Regions from separate parts of the Homo sapiens genome. Here region 1 is linked to region 2. Evidence: chromatin contacts called from ENCODE Hi-C or POLR2A ChIA-PET data. All regions are on one chromosome and are shown on one strand. Each heading gives the region's core, a stretch centred on a gene start or an enhancer-like site at or near the end of the contact. The rest is flanking DNA. Distances are from core to core; before and after follow the strand shown.

What was found. A loop is a pair of places that touch in the nucleus more often than their neighbours do. ChIA-PET counts read pairs that join two places held with the same protein, here RNA polymerase II (POLR2A).
Region 1: a loop to region 2 is called in a map of gastrocnemius medialis, with 6 times the contacts of the local background. The contact joins two enhancer-like sites. A Hi-C loop is called at or near these places in 1 of 168 maps with a recorded cell type or tissue (gastrocnemius medialis). POLR2A ChIA-PET finds 5 or more read pairs at or near these places in 2 of 52 experiments (AG04450 and activated CD4-positive, alpha-beta T cell).

The regions. Positions count from the first base shown.
Region 1 is chr11:12,910,640-12,916,259 of GRCh38, forward strand. The region is part of intron 10 of TEAD1 (TEA domain transcription factor 1); the gene reads left to right. Among named protein-coding and RNA genes, the nearest start is that of TEAD1-AS1, 9.5 kb to the right of the region's middle. RefSeq lists enhancers at 3,292-4,156, 4,157-5,020. Within about 2 kb of position 4,157, at least 10 of the 41 ENCODE cell types and tissues checked have a DNase peak (open chromatin) inside an H3K27ac peak, as active enhancers do.
Region 2 is chr11:12,843,050-12,848,910 of GRCh38, forward strand. All of the region lies in intron 3 of TEAD1 (TEA domain transcription factor 1), which reads left to right. Among named protein-coding and RNA genes, the nearest start is that of TEAD1-AS1, 77 kb to the right of the region's middle. RefSeq lists an enhancer at 736-3,950. Within about 2 kb of position 2,927, at least 18 of the 41 ENCODE cell types and tissues checked have a DNase peak (open chromatin) inside an H3K27ac peak, as active enhancers do.

The DNA.
Region 1 (5,620 bases), core at 2,907-5,406, 69 kb after region 2:
ATATATGATGTTATCCTATACTTATTTAAAATTGTTTTGTATTTTAAAATTCTTGGGATTATGATCATTCAGTGTAAACAATACTGTCTACATAGTTACTTAATTTGCTTTTTTTTTTTTTTTTTGAGATGGAGTCTCGCTCTGTCTCACAGGCTGGAGTGCAGTGGCACAGTCTCGGCTCACTGCAACCTCTGCCTGTCGGGTTCAAGCGATTCTCCTGCCTCAGCCTCCCGAGTAGCTGGGATTACAGGCACCTGCCACTGTGCCCAGCTAATTTTTGTATTTTTGGTAGAGATGGGGTTTCGCCATGTTGGCCAGGCTGGTCTTGAACTCCTGACCTCAGGTGATCCACCCGCCTTGGCCTCCCAAAGTGCTGGGATTACAGGCGTGAGCCACCATGCCTGGCCAATTTACTTTCTTAACCTATTATTTTTAAAGGAAGAAAAAGCAAGCCTACTTTTACTAACCATAGCAGATGTGAGAAGATTTTATAAAACAAAAAAAGGGGAAGCAAGTTACCTGGAAAGAGGACAGCCATTAGAAGATGCTTTTGTCTTGGTAGAAATGAAATCACATTTGTTCAACAAAATGACAGTCACTCTACATAAAACTGGGTTTTATTTAAAGAGAAGAAACTGGGCGCACAATAACCCAGCAGAACAGACCCCACCCCCATTGGAGTCTCAGCTTGTTTCTAATTGTATTCTGCATGATTTAGATTGGAATTGTAGACCTGAGTCTGTCATTTGGAACCAAACGTCCTGTTGCTATTCATGGAAGAGGGAGTTAACAATACGAAATCGTTTGCTTTCCACATGTTTTGAACTGCTATCAGGAAGGAGGGGCCTTTCAGCTCAATAAGTTTTCCATTTCTCCCTACTTCTGTCTCATCTCAAAATGCGTTTTAAAGTTAACTGAACAATATTAAGTGATGAAATGATTTAAGTAGAAGAAAGATTAGTGAGAAGTATCACGATATTCAGAGGTACTTGGGGGCTAATACATGTTAAATTTTAAGTAGACTGTGGTTACATGAGTCTTTTTTTTTTTTTTTTAATTATCTCTTGATAGGCCCTGCTATTGTAAGCACAGGAAGAGAGAAATCAATACATTTGTATATCTGCCCATTTTGGTTTGTTTTCGTAAGAAAAATATCTGGAGCTTGTGAGCACTTTCTGTGGTGACTGCTGCTTGGGATTGCTCCTTCCTGGTTCCCGAACCCTGGATGCCAAACTTCTTTGTAGGCCTTTCTAAGGGAGCGTACCCTGTCTGTGGCCTGTGTTCAGTGCTGCAATGTATATAATAGATTTTCAAGGCTTTTTTTTTTTAAGTTACCTGGAAAGTTATTTTATTTCAATCAGTAAATGGTCCTAAAGAAATTGCTGTGCATTGGGCACTCTGCCACATTGCCAACTCACATTACCACCTGAGAGTTTGTTGAGGAATCATCCGCAAGCAATTCGTAGGAGGAAAAGGAGACCTCAAGAGACTCACTTGAAAGCTTTTCTGGGCCATCTCGTTGCTAGAAAGTCATTCAACAAACATTTGCCAATGTCGTCTTTGCTTCTGGAAAACTGGGAAGCAGATGTGATTGAGAGTTCTGATTTGCAGGCTCAGGGTCTGGTGAGGGATGGCAGACATGTGGGCAGGTGAACAACAGCACCGAGGGGTGGGAGCTGTAGTGGAAGTGGGCAGAAGTTGCTGTGGAAGCACAGAGGTGGAACCCTTTTTGCCTGAGAACATTTCGGAAGGGCTCACAAAGACATGGCATTTAAACAGAATCTTGATAGAATTTGGTCAGTGCAAGGGGAGTGAGAAGGAGTTTTCAGGGCAGTGGATACTCATGTACAGACAAGGAGTCCTGGGAGGTGGCGAGAGGTCCCCATGGCCACTGGGGCTTACCGAACTCAGAGAATAGGGAGAGATGTGGGTGGAAACCCTGGTCACAGGGGCATTCACTTCAAAAGACCATACCTGAATCCTCTGAAAGCCTAAAACGTAGTAGGAATGAAATCATGGATTTCACAGGATAGGATAGCTTGGAAAATGAGCACAAGAGCTTACATTGCTTTTCCTCCCATCCTCTTCTATCAAACCACAGATACTTCTCTTTTTTTTAAACCTTTGACTCTGAAGTCTTCAGGGCTTCCGGGCAGAATCTCTTGCATTGGGAGTTGCCTTGACCTGGAGGAATTCATTCCAACAGCTATTCCTAAAAGACTTTCTGTCCTGGGTCCTTTGTCTCTGTGATTGCTAAGAAAGCCCAGGTCAGGGGTCTGTCCCTTCCTTCTGGGGCCATTTAATTCCACTCCCTTCTGTGGCTACAGACTGAGATGCTAAGCCACGATCCCACCTGAGCTGCTGCCACAATTAGCTTGATTCATGCTGTCACCTTTACCATTTCACCTCAAGAAAAACCTGAGAAGGAAAGAATTGATGTGCCATAGTCGGGGTGGCTGCATATTTTCAGACCCAGTTTTGCAAGGCGTAGTTGGATTAACTGGACACTTCAGGGATCTCAGTCAGTTGCTTAAAACTGAACCTAGGCCCTTGGTGGTGTGAGAGACCCCCTCTCCATGTGCAGGTAAAGATCCACGGTACCTCCTACCCCCCAGTCCACCCCATGTTAATTTACTTTTTAAATTAAAAAAGTGATGCAGGTTTGTTATGAATAGTTTGAGCAGTTGAAAAGAATATAGAATAAAAAGTGAGATCCTCCTTGCACACATACATGCCTGTGGTCAGCCAGATCCCAAAATTTGGAATGTATCCTTTTAGACTTATACGTATGTATCTACAACCATTATACGTATACATATACATCACTTGTTTTTACTAAAAAGGGATTATGCTCCAAGTGTTTCCTGCAACTTCATTTTCCCTACCTAAAGTGTCTTGGACATATGATGCCTTTTACAGCAATGAGAATTTGAGGGTAAGTCTCAGTTTTTATTCTCTGTGGTAAAGGTTTCTTGATAAGTAGAGTTGTCAGATTTATCAGGTTGCCCAGTTAAATTTGCATTTCAAATAAACAGTGAATACTTTTTTGGTGTACATGTCCTATACAGTATTTGGTATATATGTTCATATGTACTGAAAAAGTATTTGCTGTTCATTTGAGATGTGAGTTAACTGGGTTCCCCGTTTTATCTGGCAGCTCTGCACTTGTTAGTTCACTTACGTATCATTGGCTTGGGGTTGTTATTGTTGTTCTATGAAAAACTTTTCATGCACAAAACCTTGAAACCATAAAAAGGTCCTGTTTCCTGGGAAAGGTGGTGTCTGGGCCAGTGTTCACACACCTGATGAATGAGAAAGGTTTGGGGCCAGCTCAGCTGGGCACCCAGAATTCATTACTTGCCTCTATTGGAAAGAACTGGCCCGTGTAGCTGCTTTGTAGTTGGAGCTGAGACCTGACTCTTTCATCCTAGCCACTATGTGAAGTTGCCACTAGTGGTCACCTGAAGTTGTGTGGGTGATATTAATTGAATTTTTGAAAAACTAAATGCTGGTATTTGTAGGAATTTGCAGTGCAGACGGGCAGCCTTTCAACCAGTGCATAGCATAATTAGAGCAAGCTTTTAAGATTCTTTGAAGTGCCAAATGTTTATGAAATTCAAATAGGGGTGCCAATCTGCACAATAAAGGGGCCCTTGGTGGTGTTTTTAAAAATCTTCTATTTTGTAGATGTAAATATATGCCATAATTAGCGGGAAGTAACTTGAAGAGCCACGGCTGAGTTTATTCCTATTATTCTTATTTAAAACAGCTGTGGCAGGCAGGCTACAGCTGCTGTCTCATCATTGGGTTGGGCAGGGCATAAGGGCCGAAGTGAACACACTCAAAGACTCTTTTCTGAGGGCAGCTCGTTCACTCCCCCTACATGCTGGCTTCCTTGCTGGGGAGCTGTCTCACGGTTGGCCCAGCTTCCCCACCCACCCCAAGCCTCTGAATGTCAATGGGACTGGCTTCAAGGGTCTTAGCCAGAAGGCACTTGCCTGCAAATGAGAGGGCGAGGAGCCTTTTAGAGCAGCCAGCTTTCTCCAGACCTCCCCCTTCTCTCTGCCCATGGCAGTGCTGCCTCTAGGGGCACTGTTGCCCCACAGCCCCAGGCCCAGTGCAGAGCGATTGTCCTTTGGTGCCTGTGGGAGCAGCTGCAATGCCGCACTGCGTGCCCTGCCTGGCCGAGCCTTACCATGTGGCAGGCCTGGACGGCTGCCCGCCACAGGGCCCAGCTCCCAGCACCGCCTGCCAAGGAGCCAGATGCTACCATTGGAAAAAATTGCTTCACAATTTGAAATCTTGGTTCTTTGATCATTGCTCGGAGAGGATGAAGAAGAGAGGTTCAAAGTAGTGTTTTAAAATGCCAGCGTCTCGTTGCAGCCATCAGTGCCTATTAGACTGTCTCTGGTTGGGGACAGTCCTCTTGATGTTTTCATTTTTGCAACCAGGTCATTCTCCCCAGCTCTTCCAAGCCCTCTGGATAGGAAGGGAAGGTCCACAGCCTGCTCCTGACCCTGTGCCCCTGCTGTCCCCCTGCCTCGCGCCTTAGAGGTTATCTGCTTGCCTTTGTTCCAGCAGGCTTTTCCCCAATAAAGCTTGTAACAAAGTTGTTGTCATCCGCCAAATGCTGCCACCGCGTGAGCTGCTCACTCCCATTCTTCACTGGGCAGGAGTAGCCTTCACTTCCTGATCCTTCTGCCCCCACAGCCAGGTCTCCAGAGGACGGAGGTTTTGCAGGGATGATCCACTCTGTCCCCTGGCCTAGCACCCGCCTCCAAGGACTTCAGATCCCACATACTTGGGTGAGGCTTCATTCTTCCTTACCCTTGAAATGGGAAGGGTCAGTCTTTGGAGAGTGTTGCATTTTTCATATTTACTGCCAAAAGGCAAAAACATGAAATTTAAACCAAACAGATCCAGGATGGCTGGGCATGGTGGCCCACGCGTATAATCCCAGCACTTTGGGAGGCCGAGGCAGGTGGATCACTTGATGTCAGGAGTTCAAGACCAACCTGGCCAACATAGTGAAACCCCATCTCTACTAAAAAATACAAAAATTAGTGTGGTGGCGCACATCTGTAATCCCAGCTACTTGGGAGGCTGAGGCAGTAGAATCTCTTGAACCCAGAAGGTCGAGGTTGCAGTGAGCCAACATTGTGCCACTGCACTCCAGCCTGGGCAGCAGAGTGAGACTCTGTCTCAGAAAAAAGAACAGATCCATGAATAAATGGGCTTACTGAGTAAGAGGTAATAGAGGAGAAACGAATCCAGACTCTTATCTGGGGACTAAACTGTTTCAGTTGTGGAAGTAATGAGTATAAGAGAAGGATGATTTGGGAAAGAATTTGGAAACTTTTGATGGGGTGTATTTTTGTTTTCTGTTGCTGTCCGCTTCCTCTGCCCATCATTGAAACCGGCTTCTGCTTCGACTTTTTGTTGTTTTTCAGGACTTGCCCACAAATAGACCCTAAAGTCTTTAATTCACTCAACACACGTGTTAATGATGGCCTTTTTTTTAGTCCCAGAAAGAATTCTATAACATGTCTAATCATGCCTTTTGAGAAATTTATACCTGTTTGAGCTGTTATACTCAATACGTAAGACCCGTCATAAACAC
Region 2 (5,861 bases), core at 1,677-4,176:
TTTTCTAGCTAATTGTTTATCTGGGAGGATGCAAATGGTGGTTTTAAGTCCTTTAAGTCATCCATCATGCCTGGCAGCCTCTATTGTCTCATTGTTGGATTTGAGCCAAGTCAGGCCCTTTCTTGGTCTTGGGAGGGTGCACATAGATCTTGCTCTGCCAAATCTGTGTTCACAAGGAGTCCGAGCCCAGCTCTAAGGGTAGGTAATGTTGTCAGATCTATAGATCCCCTCAGATTGGAAAAGATCATGCATCCTCGTTCCTTATGTCACACTAAAGTAGAAAGTAGCACTCTATTCAAAGTAGAAGTGACAGGACTTGTTCCCTCAGTTCTTCCAGTGTCTACGAATTACTGTTAGTTTTTAAACGCATTTTTGTGGATGTAATAAAATACTGTTTATAGTCAGCTACGAAGTAAGTAATTACAATGCGGGAAATGAAATTCAATATAGCTTTGTTGTGGTTTTTTGAATTTTAATTAAACCAGTCTTAGAGTAAATTATAAATGCTGCTGCTTTTGTTGTGACAAGTGACATTGACAAAATATTAATCTAATGGATTGTTATTCACAAAAGCTAAATCTTTTCAAATCTGCAGGGTTTGGTTGTTTATTTTGTTTTACTTTTCAGTTTGTGTTTTAAAAAGTCTAGAGAAAAGAATAAAGTTTTAAAACCACATGAAATAACTCCATGTATGGAATATTTCATTGTTGATGTCTTGCCAGCCATAATTGCATGCATCTCATTTATGGCGCTGAAAACTTGTTCTTTTTAAAAATCAGATGTTTCTGTGGTCACTTTTTTGTTATTAAAACTGGAGCCGGGTTAAATAACCAACCATTGACCACGAAGCCTAATATTAAAGGAATAATCAGCCCATGTTCCTATTAGATCATTTCCGTTTTCTTTTACTTTATAAATTACCTTGTTGCTTAAAAATGACATTTTGTTGGTTGTGAAGTCCTCTTATAGCTAAATTATTCAAGTTATTTTCTTTGGAGATTCTTTTAACTTGAATTTATATAAACTGTAAAGAATGTACATTAAATATTCAGAAACTTTTCTTTATGCCAGTTTCTTATTTTCACCCATCATGACTTAAAGCTTTTTTTTGTTTTAGCATTTTAATGTTTAAATAAATGTAAATAATTTAGTTACAAGGTCTTTATGGTAGTGCCGCCATTGTTTTTAAGAAGACAAATTTTAATCCAAGGTTAAAAACTTCACATTTGCTTATCTCTTTTTCCTCTTAAGAACTAAGAGTCCAGAGATTAGAGTAAAATCACCTTTTCCTCATAGTTTTTTCTTTCAACGTGTTAGAAATTCCTGTTTGAAAAGGAAAGCCAGTTCCTCCCCCTTTTTATGTTTGAGGGGATGATGGTAAAATCACATTATTCAGTCAGTTTCCACATGTGATTTGTTGCCTATATTTTTTAATCCAGGGATTAAATTGTTGCCACCACCAGCATCAAATCATTGGGGGGCAGGGGTGGGGAAGGTGCGAGACAGTTGGTTATAGACATCCAAATATGACGACAGAAAAATCTCCACAGCAATATGGCAGTGGAGCATTTGCTGACTTCAGAGTGCCAGATCAACCCCAATATTTTTTTCAGGGATGCTAAACCTCTTGTAACTGCTAAATTGGATTTGTTACTGAATGAAGTATCAGCTGCTGTTGGACAAGACCATAAAAGCCAGCCGGCTGGCCCTTTGTAGGCAGGGCTTACCCAACGATTGATATGTTTTAGCACTTTTGGGATTATTGTGATTAAGAGGAAACCATTCTGAATGAGTGAGCAAAGGGGGTAAGGACACACAGCCCACAGCTGGTGAGCAGCATGTGTTGGCTCCAAGGAAGTCACCATTATGGCTTTCTCCTGGTTCCTGCCCTGATTGACGTGTATGAAATCTTTTTTTTTTTTTTTTTTTTTTTTGGAGACAGGGTCTCGCCTGTCGCCCAGGCTAAAGTGCAGTGGCGCAATCTTGGCTCACTGCAACCTCTGCCTCCTGGATTCAAGCAATTCTCTGCCTCAGCCTCCTGAGTAGCTGGGACTACAGGCACCCACTACCATGCCCGGCTAATTTTTGTATTTTTAGTAGACACGGGGTTTCACCATCTTGGCCAGGCTGTTGTTGAACTCCTGACCTCAAGTGATCCACCCTCGGCCTCTGAAATTGCTGGGATTACAGGCATGAGCCACTGTGCCGGGCCTAGAATTTTTATATGAGGAAGTGGTGTCCTTATTTTCTCCAGTTGCAGCTCTCTCTGCAGGGAAAGAGACATTTGGAATGTTGTGGACTTGAGAACTCTGAATGCTTTCAAAGCACTATCGTGTGTGTGTGCGCACACGCACACACAGTAGCTAGAAGTGTTAGTCTAGCACAGGAGTTAATTGAGTTAATGTGTAGGGAATTCAGTAATAACAACAGAGCGTCCTCTTTCATTTCCCAGATCCAAAGCTCTGTGACATGCATTAACAATATACCTCCATGTAGTTTGTGTCTCAGTCTGTGTACACGTGTGTGATGGCTAAATGGGAACTGCACAGCCAGTGGATTTGTGAACTTGAGCACTTGCACCTGGCTAAGGGTTTATTAAGTGTGGAAACCGTACTGTTGTTGTAAAACAGTTTTCATCTCAAGAACCACCTGCCCCTTTTAGCGGTGGCCTTTTGCACGTGTCTTGCACTAGCCAAGACAAGTCTATCCAAGAGGGAGCTTGTGGAGTAGGTTGGTGTTTGAATCTTTCCCAGTACTCCCAAATGCACATAGAATTGGTCGCCTCTCTGGGTGTCCCAGGGGGCTGTGCCCCGCTCATGTTCAGAGTTTGCTCAGCATACCACACAGGAAAGAGGCCGGCTTGCCAGGTCCTGCGGAGCGCCTTTCCAAGCCTGTGAAAGGCACGAATCATCCAGCAGCCGAGCATGCTTACAGCTGGCCCTTTGCTAGCTTTGATCTGCGAATCAGGCCACACCATGAATGCACTTATTGTCATGTTATGTGTACACAGTGTGTGAATTATTGAAAATAGGGAGGCCTGAGCCTCATCTGGTAGAGATTACAGTGCAGGCATGCTGGGCGAAGGTCTGTAATTGAAAATCCCCAGATGCTGTTTATTTGGCCTTTGTCACATGACCTGCTGCAGGAAGATTGTCTGAACAAAATGTTGCCTGCATGGAGAGTGGAGCCCGCCCTCCCCCACCCCCCAGAGCCTCCACAGGCTCAGTCTGTGCACAGCTTAAACACCTGCCCAAAGGATTTTTAAAGGCTTAAAATAGATTCACTCATAGCATTTAAATAGAGGGCATCTTGCTTGTTGGTTTAAACTGCTTAAGCGGTTGTTGACTTGTGGAACCTTCTATCCACACAAGGGTTTGCTGGATAATTTCACTCTGAGATATCTTTACAAAGCAACATTCAGGGCCCGAGCCACATAAGTAGTTTGGGCTCTGCCTTTTTTTTTTTAGAAGTCAAACTTCTGTGTGGTGAATGAGCTTGCAGATAAAGCTGTGTTGACTGTATATATTCCTTCTGTCTGTAGAAAATATTGTGGGTACTGAGAATAAGGCCCTGAGTTAGCATGTCTGACTTCCGTTTGTCCAGTTCATTCTTACCTATTCTGCCTATAAACAAGTTGAGGTGTTTCTTAGAAAATTTGTTTTTCTCAATTAAATGCTGAATGTTATGCTCTCTGTCAGTGGTGGATTGAAGTAGGATACTAAATCTGAAATTGATGAAGATCACAAGAATTAAAAACAGGGAAGATTGAGCTAATTTTGAAGTAAGAAGGGCTTTAAGCTTTCCAGGTTCATTCTGTTAGGGAACAAAACAGCCACATGTCCTCTTTCATTGCCAGTCTGTCTCAGCTGTGCTTGTGGCTTCCTCTTTGATTTCTTGGAGCTTAAGAAGAGGAAAGATTCATGGGTATTTCTGCATTCCATAAGCATCCAACACGACTGTGAGCTCCTTGAAGGCAGGAGCCCTGTTGCATTCTTCTTTGCATCCCCAGTGCCTGCCAACACAGTGCTTTCTCTGTCTTCCTGCGGCTTCCCCCTCCCTTTCTGCCTGCCCATTCAAAGAAGACAGTCACTGCGTCCCATGAGCCATGATGTCATATATTCAGATATTTTTTCTTTCAGGGAGAGACTCAAGTCAACAGTAGCAATATCATTAAGTAGCACATTCTTCATGCAGGGCCAGAGGTTGGGAGGATGGAGTAGTTGGGAGTAGGATGTGGGTCCTGCCTTCACAAAGCTCACAATCTGCCAAGGAAAAAGCAAAAACAGGCAGAATGTGGTGTAGCAAGCTTGTGCTAGCAGTGTGCACAAAGTATGGTGAGCAGGAGGGGCAGACCCAGCCCACTGCTGGGGAGTGAGTGGAGGAAGTGCCAGCTGCAGAGGCCTGGCAGCTCAGGAATCATTCATTGTTCAGTAGATTTGGTGGGGTGGGGGTGGGGGTGGTGGCCATTTCACACAAAGGAAATAGCACCCAACATGACAGGAATAAGGATTTTTAGAGACAGAAGTGTGTGTAGAGAGTGGCAGGAGAAAAGACAAAAACTGATTTGCCCATGTAACGTTTTAATTTTTTACGGATAGAATGTGTTCATGTGTTACCTAGATCATTAGAAATTTATTTTATTTTATTTTAGTTTTTAGAGACGGGTCTTGCTCTGTTGGCCAGGTTGTTCTTGAACTCCTGGCCTCAAGCAGTCCTCCTGTCTTGGCCTCCCAAGGTGCTAGGATTATAGGCGTCAGCCACTGTGCCCAGCCTAGAAATTTAAAAGGAGAAGAAAAACCAAGCAGCTGTCCTGAATCTAAGCTCAACTGAGGAAGGTGATTTTCTTGGTTTGCTTGGTCATCATCTCCAGTGGGAACCCTATATCATAGGCCACTGCTTTCTCTGTCGTGACTAGCTGGTATGGGGTTACCTCTGGCTGCTTCTAGTTTTGAGATAGGTCTGATGTGGCTAGGGCAGTGGGGTCAGTGAGCCAGAGCATGGCAACCCTAGGAGGAAACATCTCTGGGCACCTGTCTCAGGCCCTTCCTGAGTACATCTATCCATCTAATCGTTCCGTCTTTGATTACCATTGTTTGGCTTCTAGCCTCATTTCTCTTCCTAGACCATAAACTCCTTGAGGGCAGAGAGTGTGTATTATTCCAGCGTGTTTCTCTTCTAGAGCCTAGCCTAATTCCTTTTGTACAGAAAATATTCTATAAATTTTATTGAATGGGAGAGGAAAGTGCCTTGGGGCCAGATTATGTAGGCCTTGGATGCTTAGAGAGTTGAGGCTTTATTCTTCTGTATTGTGGATGAGAAATTAGAGAACTTTAAAGTGATGTGTGTACAATTCAGTCCATTTCATGGCTGGATTCTGCCGCCATCTAAGATTTTGTTCTCATTAAACACTTAACAGTTGGTCTAATGTTAAGGATTAAGGAACTTGGAAGACAAAGCTGGGTTCAAATCCCGACTCCACTGCTTAATTAGTTTGGGAACTTGGGCAAGTTTCTTAACTTCTTTGAACTGCAGTTTCAGCATGTATAAAATGCTGAGCTAGGTAGAATTAGGTGAATGTGAAGGTTAAATTTGTGGTGTATAAGCACAGTGCTTTGGCCAGGTGCAGTGGCTTATGCCTGTAATCCCAGTACTTTGTGAGGCTGAAGCAGGAGGATTGCTTGAGGCCAGTAGTTCAAAACCAGCATGGGCAACACAGTGAGACCCCATCTCTACAAAAAATTAAAAAAAAAAATAGCTGCGTATAGTGGCACACGTCTGTAGTCCTAGCTACTCAGGAGACTGAGGTGGGAGGATTGCTTGAAACCAGGAGGTCTAGGTGGCACTGAGTCATGATCACACCA